Linked DNA regions of Homo sapiens: region 2 is linked to region 1. A link is a contact called in ENCODE Hi-C or POLR2A ChIA-PET data. All regions are on one chromosome and are shown on one strand. Each heading gives the region's core, a stretch centred on a gene start or an enhancer-like site at or near the end of the contact. The rest is flanking DNA. Distances are from core to core; before and after follow the strand shown.

Region 1 (7,442 bases), core at 2,976-5,475:
ATACTGCTTTCCACAATGGTTGGACTAATTTACATTAGCACCAACAGTGTATAATTGTCCCCTTTTCTTGGCAACCCTGACAGCATCTGTTATTTTTTGCCTTTTTAATAATACCTGTTCTGACTGGTGTAAGATGGTATCTCATTGTGGTTTTGATTTGCATTTCTCTAATGATCAGTGATACTGAGCTTTCTTCATATGCCTGTTGGCCACATGTATGTCTTCTTTTGAAAAGTGTATGTTCATGTCCTTTGCCCATTTTTTAGTGGGGTTGTTTGCTTTCCTCTTGTAAATTTAAGTTCCTCATAGATACTGAGTATTAGACCTTTGTCAGATGCATAATTTGAATTTTTTTCTCCCATTCTATAGGTTGTCTGTTTTCTCTGTTGATAGTTTCTTTTGCTGTGCAGAAGCTCTTAAGTTTCATTAGATCACATTTGTCAATTTTTGCTTTTGTTGAGATTGCTGTTGTTGTCTTTGTCATGTAATCTTTGCTATTTCTATGTGTAGGGTGGTATTGCCTAGGTGGTTTTCCAGGGATTTTATAGTTTTGGGTTTTACATTAAGTTTTTAATTCATCTTGAATTGATTTTTGTGTATGGTGTAAGGAAGCAGTCCAGCTTCAATCTTCTGCGTATGGCTAGACATTTATCCCAGCACCATTTATTGAATAGGGAGTCTTTTCCCAATGGTATGTTTTGGTCAGCTTAGTTAAAGATCAGATGATCCTAGGTATGTGGCCTTATTTCTGGGCTCTCTATTTTGTTCCGTTGGTCTATGTGTCTGTTTTTATACCAGTACCATGCTGTTTTGCTTACTGTAGCCTCATAGGCAATCCCATTCACAATTGCCACACACACACACACACACACACACACACACACACACACCCCTAGACATACAGCTAACCAGGGAGGTGAAAGAACTCCCGGGGCTGAAGCCTACTTGATCATGGTGGATTGGCTTTTTGATGTGCTGTTGAATATGGTTTGTAAGTATTTTATTGAGGATTTTTGCATCGATGTTTATCAAGGATACTGTGCTGAAGTTTTTCTTTTGTTGTTTCTCTGCCAGGTTTTGGTATCAGGATGATGCTGGCCTCATAGCATGAGTTGGAGAGGAGTCCTTCCTCCTCAATTTTTTTGAATAGTTTCAATAGAAATAGTACCAGCTCTTCTTTGTACATCTGGTAGAATTTGGCTGTAAATCCATCAGGTCCTGGGAGTTTTTTTGTTTTTTGTTTTTTTTTGGTTGGTAGGCTATTTATTACTGACTCAATTTTGGAGCTTGTTATTGGTCTGTTCAGGGAATTTATTTCATCCTGATTCAGTCTTGGGAAAGTATATGTGTCCAGGAATTTATCCATCTCTTCTAGGTTTTCCAGTTTGTATGCAAAGGTGTGTTTGTAGTAGTTTCTGATGGTAATTTTTATTTCTGTGAGGGGCAGTGGTAACATCCCCTTTGTCATTTCTAATTGTGTTTATTTGGATCTTTTTTCTTCTTTATTAATCTAACTAGCGGCCTATATATCTTATTAATTTTTTCAAAAAACCAACTCCATCTTTCGAATGGTTTTTTTGTGTCTTGATATCTTTCAGTTCAGCTGGGATTTTGGTTGTTTCTTGTCTTCTGCTAGCTTTGGGGTTCCTTTGTTCTTGCTTCTCTAATATTTGAGTCGTGATGTTTGACTATTAATTTGAGATCTATCTAACTTTTTGATGTGGGCATTTAGTGCTATGAATTTCCCTCTTAACACTACCTTACCTGTGTCTCAGAGTTTCTGGCATTTTGTATCTTTGTTCTCGTTAGTTTTGAAGAACTTCTTGATTTCTCTGTTAATTTCATTTTTTTACCCAAAAATCATTTAGGAGCATATTGTTTAATCTGCATGTAATTGCATGGTTTTGAGCAATTGTCTTAGTCTTGACTTCTGTTTTTACTGCACTGTGGTTTGAGAGTGTGTTTGGTATGATTGTGGTTCTTTTGCATTTACTGATGATTGTTTTATGTCCAATTATGTGGTAGATTTTAAAGTATGTGCCATGTGGCGATGAGAAGAATGTATATTTTGTTGTTTTTGGGTGGAGAGTTCTGTAGAGGTCTAGCAAATCCATTTGGTCCAACTTTGAGTTCAGGTCCCGAATATCTTTGTTAATTTTCTGCCTCAATGGTCTATCTAATACTGTCAGTGGAATGTTGAAGTCTCCCATTATTGTTGTGCGGGAGTCTATGTCTCTTTGTAGGTTTCTAAGAACTTGTCTTATGAACCTAGGTGCTCCTGTGTTGGGTGCATATATATTTAGGATAGTTAGGTCCTTTAGGTGAATTAAACCCTTTACCAATATTTAATGCCCTTATTTGTGTTTTTTAGTCTTTGTTTGTTTAAAGTCTGTTTTGTCTGAAATTAGAATCGCAACTTCTGCTTTTTTCTGTTTTCCATTTGCTTGGTAGATTTTCTTCCATCTCTCTATTTTGAGCCAATGGGTGTCATTATGTGTGAGATGACAGCGTACAATTGGGGCTTGCTTTTTTATCTGGTTTGCCACTGTGCCTTTTAAATGGGGCATTTAGCTTGTTTACATTCAAGGTTATTATTGATATGTTTGGATTTGGTCCTGTCATTGTGGTGTTAGCTGGTTATTATGCTGGCTTGTTCGTGAAGTTGCTTTATAGTGTCACTGATCTGTGTATTTAAGTGTGTTTTGTATTAGCTGGTAACAGTCTTTCTCTATTTAGTGCTCCTTTCAAGATCTCTTGTAAGGCAGGTCTGATGGTAATGAACTCCCTCAACATTTGCTTATTTGAAAAAGATCTTATTTCTCCTTTATGTAGGAAGCTTAATTTGGCTGGATGTGAAATTTTAGTTGAAGATTTTTATATTTTTTAAATTATTAATCAGCCTTTAATTGGCTAATTTGGACCATGCCATGCCTTAACAATGACAAACAATATCTTGTGTTTTTTAAGGATTTATTCATTATCTGGTTTCAGGTATTGTGTGGTAGGAAGTTCTTTAGAAATTACCAGACCCTGGAGGGTCCTTGTTCTTACACACTCTAGCCCCCATCCTAGTTCTCAGTCCCTGCAAGCTTCACACACATGTGAACAAATGCAGAGAAAAATTACTTGTGACCCAGGTCATTTACCTGGTCTCTTTTTCTGTCTTAATTTCCTTAAGCTGATTATTGATTACAAAGAAAACCTCTGGACTTTGGAGGTAGGGGAAATGCTGGCCAATATTTCATGAAAACCATTCACTGTCCTCTGCATCATTAGTAGAAGAAACAGACATGCAATCCTATAAGCCTACCAAAGGTCAGATTGATGAATTTTAGGTATCCTGTGGCAAATGGTGAAAATCAGAGATGACGCTCACCTGCTCCAGCTTGAGGATATAGACTAAGTTAAAATGGAATAAAAGATAATGTGACCAAAGAAAAGAAAGTCATTTAGTTCATTTTTTTGTTGTTCATCAATTCAATAAATATTTTTTAAGCACCTTCTATGTGCCAATTGCTCTAGTAGACACTAGAGATACAGTAATAAAAGTAGTCCCTGATATTAATCCTTGGTGTTAGTAAAAAGAGAAAGTACAGGGATGAAAAGGGAAGCTAATGAGGGAACAGAGAAACAGAGAAGAGAACTTTAACATTGATCTAGACTGTAATATGATTGGAAGACGTAGGGATATTCAGGATATAAACTGAAGAGTTCCAATGGGAGAACCGTTTATGAAATCATTGTTCCATTGCACTCAGTAGTACCAAGCAGTCCACAAGAATTGACACACATTTCAAACATGACTTACTACAAGCATGGCTTTCAAAATGGATATATGTGACTCATGAAGAGCCTTGTTCAATCTACTATTGCTAAACTTTCAATTTTGACATATTTTTCATTAAGAGGTGCTGTTCTGTCTTGCAATACTGATTGACCAGCCGCCAAACCACATGAACTACATTTGGACCACAATTGGCAGAATGTATTCTAATGTGAAAGATAATACAGCAAGTACTTCTTTGTAATTCCATGTTCAAAATGAAAGTATAAAATAAGCACCAAAAAAAAAATGATAAATTTTCCATTTAAAATGTACCAGTGGATCTGTGGGGGTCTATGAAATGTCTTTTGCTTTCCTATCTGAAGGAGAGCTCAAGTTGTTTATATTGTGCTGTTACTTCAGCAGTGAGTCAGGAACACTTTATCCTCCCGTGGCATGAATACAGGGGGTGATTGCAGGCAAAACAACCAGTCAGAGCAATTATTACATGCTCTTTGGAACTCTGTGCTGTGCCTCTTGGTAAATAGGATTTTATGATAAAAGCATCAAGATGTAGACATGTCACCAGTGATGTGAATTGTTGTTAAGTAGAGTTATAAGGTACAAATGTATGTATGCCCTTGGATGTGAATTTACCCCCAGGACAATGTTTTCCAGTGTGTGGTTTCCAGGTGACTTGTATCACTAGAAAATTTCGATTTCTAGTCTCCTACAGAGATTCTTATTTCTCAGGTCTAGTGTGGGCCCTGGGTGTCAGCACTTTGAACAAGTCCTCAGAGGATTCTAATGCAGATTGAGGTTTGAAAGCTATGGACCTAGAAGAAAAAGAATCACTTCCAATCAGTCAACATAACTAAATTGTTAACAGAAAACTATAATTTTATATATTCAGCAGTATAAAGTATATATGATATTCTGAAAGAATGTAAAACAAATATATTATATTGAGAGTATTCATAATCTACCCTACTATGTTTTTAACAAGTACATGCTGGATCTTCTATATTCACTTAGAAAAAGAAAATGATATACAGAGACCTAATAAAGAACCTGGTTCTGAAAGGGAAGGAAATACCTTTTCTGAAAGTCTCTGAGCATCTTTTCTCTCTTCTGACCTTGTCTGTTCTGAAAGATGAATGTCCTACAGGCAATCCCAGGGGGTCTTCCTAGACTGCAATTCTCCCTGCCCTTAAATATGTGGAGTTAACTGAAGCTCCAGACAGCTCAGCTCCAGATGAATTTCTCAAACAGTTCCTTCTGCTGTCCCGGGACCTGGCCAGAGATTCCATGGGAGATGCCTTTGGTAAACTGGATATGGGAGATTTACATAGCAGCATAGTGGGAGAGAGGTTTTGGCAGAGCCTCTTCAAGAGAAGTGTTGAAAGAAAAGCTGAGATTTATGTTACACAGTATCTTGACCTCAAGTAGTGTTTGCTTTGGGTTCTTAGGTGTGAAAGGCAACTTTTGCATTTCTAAAAAGAAGAAACTTGTAGGTCTTGCATACCATGTTTGCCCTAAGTCAGCTAAAGGGGAAAATGCAACTGGACATTCATACAAATAAATTAAGAAATTAATCTTAAATCCTTTTGTTAAATAGTCACATTTGGATTCCTTTATGAAGCTGTCTTCTAAAGCAGAGTTATACTGATTCAATAAATAAATATCCCTATATTTGATGAAGCAAACTTAGGATTCATGCTAATACAAATGACAGAAATCCAGTGTAAACTGCCATGGCTTAAGCCTTAAAGCTTAAGTAAGTTGGCGAATGACTGGCTTCAATCATTGCTGAATTCAGAGGTTCAAGATGTCACAGCATTCTGACTTTCACCATCTAGGTGTTGAGCCGGTGTTATAGAAATCGGTCATTTCATCACTGTAAGATGCCTCCCTCAGGGTGGCAACATAATGGCTGGTGGCTTCAGGTTCTCATCCTTTCAGCCTACCAGTCCAGAAGAAAGATAGTTTCTCTTTTCAACAGTTCCAACAGAAGTTCTAAATAGGAGTCCTGTTGGCTGCATGGATTCAATATCCACGCCTGAACTTATCATTGTGGCTAGGAGAGCAGATAACATTGATTATCCAGGTCATATGCCCATGGCTAGAGCAAAAGCAGGGAAGATGAGGTCAGTTATGATGAAATCACATGAATTTCAAAGGAAATTCTAAACTGCTGTTACCAGAAGAACAGGGAATAAATGTACTGGCAACTAGCATCTATGTCTGTTACACAGGTACACCATAATTAGTAAGTAGTAAGGAAAGTAGCAGTGGGCTTTTTGTGCATTCACCTTTGTGATTGTTGTCTCCTTTAATCTGGTATGGATGATCATTTTAGCCAGAACACCTTTAACCACTTTTTCTTACCTTAAGACTTATACTATTTGATGAGTCTGTTATACTTTAGAGCAAAGTGAGACCAACATTAAGACAGCTCTTCTTGCCCTTGGCTAACAGCAACAGATGTAATAGCTTTGAACATTGCTGTACATTAATTTACTTGGTTATTTCTCTTCTGTGGGAAAAAAATGGATATGATGCCACTTGATCCCTCTTTTTTCATAAAAGTCTGATGACTTGGAAACTGTTTTGTAATTATTTTTTAATCCTTAAATTCCTGGGATTTCGGTGATAGATGTCATTCAAACAAACTGGTTGTTAGTGAAAATACTGCTATCTGAGCACATGACCCTTAAAAAATGATTATTTTCTATTTCTCCACATCGTTAGCTCTTCAGATTCACTATGATTATTTAAATATATGTAGAGCGAAATCTAATTATTCTGGTGCAGAACATTTTTCATACATTTGTTTAACTATTTCCTACTCTCTGTCTGTCTTCCACCCCCAGGTCTCATGCTTTCTCCCTGTATAATTGTTTGAGCAGCTAGAATGTTAAAATTTTCACCCAATAATTGGGCCTGTCAAAGCCTTAGTGATTAAAGTATGTCATGTTTAAGAAAGTTTTAGAAGAAATATAGTGTTTCTAACTTTAATTTTTAAGGCTTATAGTTACGGCATATTGGCTATGATTTCTTCCCCATGGATGGCAAGTGATGCTCCTATCCGTATAAAGTTAACTGGTTTACATTATTTCTGAGTAAGTCCCAGCAATTGTTCTTGTCAGGCTACCACTGGTGTATGCTTTTGTAAGCTGGCCTTGATCCCAAAGAGTAGGGCTAGGAATCTAACATGTGTCCGGTTCCATTTCTCAACCCTCTAAACTATGTAACTTTCTTAGTGCTGACACACTCACTGGCCTATATTATTTAATCAGCTGATCACAGAAAAAAGAATTTGCCAGATAGCTTCCATTACATATGACTTTTCATTTTAGAAAGTACTTTCACGTATATTATCTCACTTGAATCTCATAACAGATGAGGTCCTATTATCTTAAATTTGCAGGTCAAGAGTAGAACTTAGGGACCTTAATGACTTGCACCAGGTTACATCACTAGGAAATGACAGAGTCAGGTCTTTGACTCTGGACTGTCTGTGTTCTTTCAATCACGCCATTGCCTGGAATCCATTCCAGCATTTGCAGACTATGAGACAGAGCTAAGCATGTGTGAAAGACCCACTGCCATTGTTCACATCCATCAAGATGGCTTTAAGGCTGAAGAATGTGCAGGCATCTCAGTTGGAAGGCATGCG
Region 2 (7,442 bases), core at 1,712-4,211, 300 kb after region 1:
ACCTAGCACAGCACATGGCAATAAGTACATGCTCAAAAATACTCTGAGTGAGTGAATACAAGTTGAGTGCTGCCACACTGATTAAAGGGTGCTCTTGAAGTCCCTCAGCTGGTAAATGCCACCCTGCAGACTGCCCAAGTTCCCCTCAGGAAAAACAGAACCAGTGTACATTCAGATCTTAAGAGTGGTCATCCGGAATACGTACCTTATGAAAAAGTAAGGATATTCAGGTTCAGTAATGATATACTTGGTTTGCAAATAACACACGTTCGTTTTCATGTTGCTAAAGACTCCTTGCTAGGAAACGAAACACTTGTAATTTAATATGCAATGTTCTCAAGAGTCTGAGGCCAAACCACCTCAAGCTGTGAATGCCTTGGCTCTGAAGAGCCAGTCAGGGTCAGGGCAGGGCAGCACTTGGCCTGATGCTCCTCCAGAATAAACCAAACAGCCACAGGAAGTGGTTTCTGTGATTCAGTAGGTGGCACACTTCCTTTTGAGTCAGAACTGAATCACAGCTGTGAGAGGCGAAAAATACCTATTTCTTTATCCCATACTTTTTCCCTATTCCCAGTGGTAAATTTATCACAGACTGTCATATAATGTATCCTGTTTAGTTCCGCGTATTTAAGCAAACAAAAAAAATTTGGCAAATCAACTACGGGGAGGCAAGAAAGGAGGGGAAAACACAGCCGACTGGAATTAATCCAAACGTCATTATGTCGTCACAGGGCCATATTCTCAGAGGTGATTGAAAGAATTGCCACAGTGATTTTGCTGGGGTCATTCAGGCCCCTGGTTCTCTCAACTGGAGTCTGACCCATTTCCAGTGAAAGCAGTTAGATCACACTTACATAAACTGTGTTGCTTCAAATGGGCCTGCCCTCCTCTTCACTCACTGACCCTGGCTTGCTTCTTGGCATGTCTGCTGGAAGGCCATTCTCTGTCTGTCCCAGGCATGGCCCTAGTTCAGCTGCGGGTGAAATTATCCTGTTCTGAATGTACTGAATGCTGCTGGCAATGCTGTAAATTGTTGTGAGGCTTAAGGAAAAACCCTGTAGATATCAACAAGTCATAAAAACAGGCGTATTTTCTCTTCGTCTCTTTCCCACTGTGTGTTTTATTCTTCAATATTAACAGTTCTGGGAATGTAAATGTATTTAACTATATTTTCCTCTGATGAACTAGATTTTAGTATATAATTTGTGGCTTCCTTCCATACCAATTTGTTCATATTGATAGCATGCTTCAGAACAAAGCTTCAGAGCTCAGGCTATACATCCTATAACACTCTTGGAAGACCAGTAACCAGACTGGAACCAGAAATCTTATTGCCATGTTAATATGTCATTTTCCTTCTGTGAAATATTCCAATAATGTAAAGAATGCAAGATTCAAAGTCACATAGACCCATGTACACGTTCAATCTACACCAAAGTTTGTGGAGCTGTGTGACCTTCAATAAGTCTCTTAACCTCTCTGAGCCATAATTTCCTCAGTCTGAAAAATGGGATGCTAACATAAGGCCAACATTACAGTGAGAACTAAATAAAACTTTTACATAGTGTCTAGGACAGCTCCTAGCTCATATTTAGTGTTTAAAATAAGCCTCTGATCTTTCTCTTTATTTACAATACCTTTTCATTGGGAGATGAGGACAGCATTTGGACACAACTGTACAGGCACGCTAAGTCTCATCCTTCCAAAGACGTCAGTCACATTCAGCCCCTTTAGCAGTTTCATCAACAGCATGTATAGCACATGTGATAGCAAACAGCAAGTTGGATTCCTTAATAAAGCAGTAAAGAAGGTCAGCCAGGATGTAGGCTTTAAAGCCAAGGCCAGCTCTTCTGGGCAGGACAGTTGTGGCTGATGTATGACAGCCAAATGTAATGAGAGTCCTCATTTGACATATTGAAGCGAGCACCTCAAGGATGGGCAGGGAAAAGAACCATCAGCAGTACTCACCACCAGAGCAGCAGTGAGTGCCCAGGTCAAACTGGACAAGGGCTGGCAGACAGGTGGAAATGTGAGTACATCGTTAGATTTGAAAAGGCCTTTGGCAGGGCACAGTGGCTCACGCCTGTAATCCCAGCATTTTGGAAGGCCAAGGCGGGTGAATCATGAGGTCAGGAGAACGAGACCATCCTGGCTAACACGGTGAAACCCCGTCTCTACTAAAAATGCAAAAAATTACCTGGGTGTGGTGGCGGGCGCCTGTAGTCCCAGCTACTCAGGAGGCTGAGGCAGGAGAATGGCGTGAACCCGGGAGGTGGAGCTTGCAGTGAACCGAGATCGCGCGCCACTGCACTCCAGCCTGGGCGACAGAGCGAAACTCTGTCTCAAAAAAAAAAAAAGAAAAGAAAAGCCCTTTTAAAATGTCCATCCTCCCATAACCCTTTGAAGCCTCCCACGTCCCCCCAGTTCCTCCCAAATGGCATATAAAAAGGGTGATGGCTTTTAGACAAAGGCAGTAGTACTCCCCAAACAGTTAAGGTCCAGAACATCATCTTGTATATACCTGTCTTAGAGCTATCACGTTGTGTACTGGAGTTTCCTGATTACATGACAGACTCCTCTGCTAGACAAACTCCTGAAGACAAGGAGGGGTTCTTATTCATCCTTTAGCCAAACCTTACCTGTAGCTCAGCATGTAGCCCATGGTAGATGCTGAACCAATTTTGTTAACGTGAGAGAAATACAAGAAAGCCAAGTCAGAAATACCATTGTTGCTGTTAGAAAACTTCAAAGAGGAATTTGTGGTCTCTGGTGCCAAGGTCCCATAAGAGTTCCAGCTGGGTGAGCTTCTTGTGAGGAAAGGAGCCAGAAGTCAGAACACATAGTGTGACAATATGAGAGAAAAGAGGATGAAAGCTGTTCTTAAATTGCACCTGTCTAAGGCAATCCGAGCTTGACACATGGTTTCTGGAGGTCTGGGCATTGTCTGAGTGGAGTGTTGATTGTATGTCTCCTGGAGCCTTCTGTTTAAATAACTGCCAGAGCAGGATGACTCAGCAGCCGGAGGATGAGATGCTCTTGATCTGCCGTCCTCTTTAAGTGACAAATCACATTGCCCTGGGTGTCTGTGGCAATCTCTGATATGACACACTCCTTCCTGCCAGCCCATCAACCAGGGTGGCAAGTCACAGTTACTAATCTGGAGACGGCTGAAAATTGCTGACAGGCAAGATCCCATGCTCCAAGTGTAGAGAATCATCTTTAAAATGAACTCTTGTCAATCTTGTCAATAGATTTTCTTTTTTTTTTTTCTTTTTTGAGATGGAGTCTCACTCTGTAGCCAGGCTGGAGTACAGTGGTGTGATCTTGGCTCACCGCAACCTCCACCTCCCGGGTTCAAGTGATGCTCCTGCCTCAGCCTCCCCTGGTAGCTGGGACTACAGGCGCATGCCACCACACCCAGCTAATTTTTGCATTTTTAGTAGAGACGGGGTTTCACCATGTTGCCCAGGCTGCTCCGGAACTCCTGACCTTAGGTGATCCGCCCACCTCAGCCTCCCAAAGTGCTGGGATTACAGGCGTGAGCTACCACGCCCAGCCTAGATTTTGTTACTGAGACTGAGTCTCACTCTGTTGCCCAGGCTGGAGTGCAATGGTGTGATCTTGGCTCAGTGCAACCTCTGCCTCCTGGGTTCAAGCAATTCTCTTGCTTCAGCTTCCTGAGTACCGGGGATTACAGACGCCTGCCACCACACCTGGCTATTTGTATTTTTAGTAGAAACGAAGTTTCGCCATGTTGGCCAGGCTGATCTCAAACTGCTGACCTCAAGTGATCCGCTCGCCTCGGCCTTCCAAAGTGCTGGGATTCTAGGCATGAGCCACGGCACTCAGCCTTGTTTCTGAAATGTAGAGACTGATTTTACATTTCTAGTCTGTCTCCATATCAAAGACTCCCTATTGTCTTCAGGATAAAGTCGAAATTCAATATCCTGACCATTAGGGTCCTATAGGAACTTATCTATACCTACCTTCCTAGCATAATAGAATCTTAACTTGTTTTGCTTTTTTTTCTACTTGATATCGGCTTACTTCTGTTTGTTTCTTTGTTTTTGTCCCTGGCAGATAAATGGTGACAGGACAAAGCTTTAAGAACGTGGCCTAGAGGCCAGGTGTGGTGGCTCACTCCTATAATCCCGGTACTTTGGGAGGCCGGAGCATGCAGATCACTTGAGATCAGGAGTTGGAGACCAGTCTGACCTAACATGGTGAAACCCTGTCTCTACAAAAAATCCAAAAAATCCAGATGTGTTGGTGCACTCCTATAATCCCAGCTACTCGGAGGCTGAGGCAGTAGAATCGCTTGAACCTGGGAGATGGAGGTTGCAGAGAGCCCAGATCACCCCACTGCACTCTAGCCTGGGTGATGGAGCGAGACTCCTTCTGAAAGGAGAAGAAGGGGAAGGGGAAGAGGAAAAAGGGGAAGGAGAAGAAGGGGAAAGGGAAGGGGGAAAAAAAGAAAAGAGAAAAGTGGCCTAGGAGGAAATCCTACCTAGTAGCTATTTCCTGAAAATTGCAGAAGTTACCATTATTAAAATTTAGTAGGCTGGGTATGGTGGCTCACACCTATAATCCTAGCACTTTGGGAGGCCGAGGTGGGAGGATCTCTTGAGCTCAGGAGTTTAAGACCAGCTCAGGCAAGAGTGACACCCCTGTCCTTACAAAAATATCAAAAAATTAGCTGGATATGGTGGCATGCACCTGTGTTCCCAGCTACATGGGAGGCTGAGGCTGGAAGATGACCTAAGCCCAGGAGATGGAGGCTGTGGTGAGCCATGATCATACCACTGCACTCCAGCCTGGGTGACAGAAAGAGACCCTGTCTCAATATAAGTAAATAAATAAATAAATATAAAATTTAGTAGCACAGTACTTTCATGTTGGTCATTAAAGAGCAGTATTCTCTAGATTTTTTTGTTTGACAAATGTTGGTCAACTTTCAAGTAGGGATTCAAGGATAGCTTAGATACGAGACTCAAAAACTATACCTATAGGAACAGAAAACTTAAATTTGTGATTTGGACTAGCTGCTCTGTGCTATGCCCGAAATAAGCTAAATAGGTTTCTAACTTTTTTGTTTGTTTGAGATGGAGTCTCGCTCTGTCACTCAGGCTGGAGTGCAGTGGCATGGTCTCGGCTCACTGCCTCCCAGGTTGAAGCGATTCTCCTGCCTCAGCCTCCTGAGTGGCTGGGATTACAGGTGCACACTGCCACACCTGGCTAATTTTTTATTCTTTTTGGTAGCGATGGGGTTTTACCATGTTGGCCAGGCTGGTCTCGAACTCCTGACCTCAAGTGATCCACTCGCCCAAAGTGCTGGGATTACAGGTATAAGCCACCACACCCAGCTGGTTTCTAACACACTTTTAAGCATTATAAATGCTTTAACTTGTCTGCAAGGGCTGATTCAAATTTCGGATTATGTTTTTGCAACCCCTGGTTCAGATCAAAGGAATGACAATCCACACTATCCATAACCCCACTATTCACCTCTACACCATCCTTCCTACTCACTGCAAACCGTTTTCTAACAGGAATTTCCTTGGCTACATAAGTATTGTCTCTGGCGAACAAGGACTTTGGGTCACACATTTTGTGTTTCCTCAGAGTTTAGTCCAGTGGGTCCTGTCCACACTGTGGTGCTTAACACTATTGACTTGATTTGACTTTGAAAGAGGAGCTCTCCACTTACCTCCAACCTTTGCAGATTCCACTCAAGGATAATTGTGAATTGTGGTTTTTTATTTACCCCCCAGAGTTTAATTACTATTTGCAATATTAATTTCTTTTGGCAGGCAGTAGTAATTTTACAAATCTCTTTTGGAGCCCAGAGGGAAATATTTCCACTTGAGATAAATGTTTGGGTAACAACAATGAAAACAGAAAATATTCAGACTTTTTGTGATTCTAATTCACTTGCAAGTTTTACTTTTTCTGCTTTGAGATATTCTGTAGCTATGAGTCCTTAGGAAATCCACTTTGGTTTACTTATAATAATTTTAAGCAGTATTTTAAAATGAAACAAAGTAAAACAACATGTTGTTTCATTAGGTTACTGTAAACATTTAAAAATACATATGTAAGGCTGGGCACGGTGGCTCACACCATTGGACTCCAGTCTGGGCAATAGAGTGAGACTCTGTCTCAAAAAAAAAAAAAAAAACAAAAAACACACACACATAGAAGAAACTCTGAAACATATAATCTCACAACCAAGGAATAACAATGGTAGGTATTCTGGAGTACACACTTTACAAAGTTGTTTGTTTGTTTGTTTTTGGAGTTGGAGGTGAGGGTAGGTGGGAAGGTGAAGTTGGGGGCGAGGTCTTTGTTGTTGTTTTGTTGTTGTTGTTTGAAGCAGGGTCTCACTCTGTCACCCAGGCTGGAGTGCAGGCCGCGATCTGGGCTCACTGTGGTCTTGATCTCCCTGTGCTCAAGTGATCCTCCCATTTCAGCCTCCTGAGTAGCTGAGTAGCTGGGACTACAGGTGTGTGCCACCACGCCCAGCTGAATTGTTTTGTTTTGTTTTTATTTTGTAGAGATGGGGTTTCACCATGTTGCCTAGGCTGGTCTCGAATTCCTGAGCTCAAGCGATCTGCCTGCCTCAGCCTCCCAAAGTGCTGGCATTATAGGAGTGTGTCACTGTGCCCGGCCATCAGAATTTTACTTTTATAAGGAATACTGATCATGCTAGTTTGTTAACTACTTTTCAAATTTAATAATAGATGACACACCCTTTTCTATAGCTATTTAATTGTTCTAACAATTTCTTTGGCTATAACAATTTATTCTTTTATGGCTTCATAATATATTTAGCCAAACCTTGTATTTCCCATTACTATATAATGCTACGAAGACAGTTTTGTAAATTAATATTTATTTGAATCTCCTATTCAGCCCTACATGTAGACTTCCTGAATTGAATGTCATGATATTTCTGAAGCTGTTTTTTTTTTTTAATAGATGGCGGTCGGGCACTGTGGTTCCCACATATAATCCCAGCACTTTAGGAGGCCAAGGGGGGCAGATCCCTTGAGGTCAGCAGTTTGAGACCAGCCTGGCCAACATGACAAAACCCCATCTCTACTAACAATATGGAAAAAAGAAAAAGATGGTTAACATTTATCTTTAGAAAATTTGTATCAACCTGGCCAAGCGCAGTGGCCCATTCTTGTAATCCCAGCACTTTGGGAGGCCGAGGCAGGTGGATCACATGAGGTCGGGAATTCAAGACCAGCCTGAACAATATAGAGAAACCCTGTCTCTACTAAAAATACAAAAATTAGCTAGGCATGGTGTCACATGCCTGTAAGCCCAGCTGCTTGGGAAGCTGAGGCAGAAAAATCGCTTGAACTGGGGAGGCGGAGATTGTGGGGAGGCGGAGATTGTGGTGAGCCCAGATCGTGCTATTGTACTCCAGCGTGGGC

What was found. Hi-C counts contacts between places; a loop is a spot of excess contacts on that map. ChIA-PET counts read pairs that join two places held with the same protein, here RNA polymerase II (POLR2A). Pooled maps may share reads with other maps.
Region 2: a loop to region 1 is called in a map of gastrocnemius medialis, with 15 times the contacts of the local background. The contact joins the promoter of LUCAT1 here to the enhancer-like site in region 1. A Hi-C loop is called at or near these places in 2 of 168 maps with a recorded cell type or tissue (HepG2 and gastrocnemius medialis) and 1 of 50 pooled maps. POLR2A ChIA-PET finds 5 or more read pairs at or near these places in 3 of 52 experiments (Panc1, WTC11 and activated T-cell).

What each region holds. Positions count from the first base shown.
Region 1 is chr5:91,013,286-91,020,727 of GRCh38, forward strand. All of the region lies in intron 85 of ADGRV1 (adhesion G protein-coupled receptor V1), which reads left to right. Among named protein-coding and RNA genes, the nearest start is that of LUCAT1, 300 kb to the right of the region's middle. Within about 2 kb of position 4,226, at least 4 of the 41 ENCODE cell types and tissues checked have a DNase peak (open chromatin) inside an H3K27ac peak, as active enhancers do; they include gastrocnemius medialis, where a contact is called at or near this core.
Region 2 is chr5:91,311,441-91,318,882 of GRCh38, forward strand. LUCAT1 (lung cancer associated transcript 1) reads right to left here and starts at 2,962. Exons shown (of 5, transcript NR_103548.1): 1 at 2,640-2,962; 2 at 2,198-2,337; 3 at 1,638-1,789. RefSeq lists enhancers at 1-1,035, 398-942, 2,387-3,586, 2,474-3,261.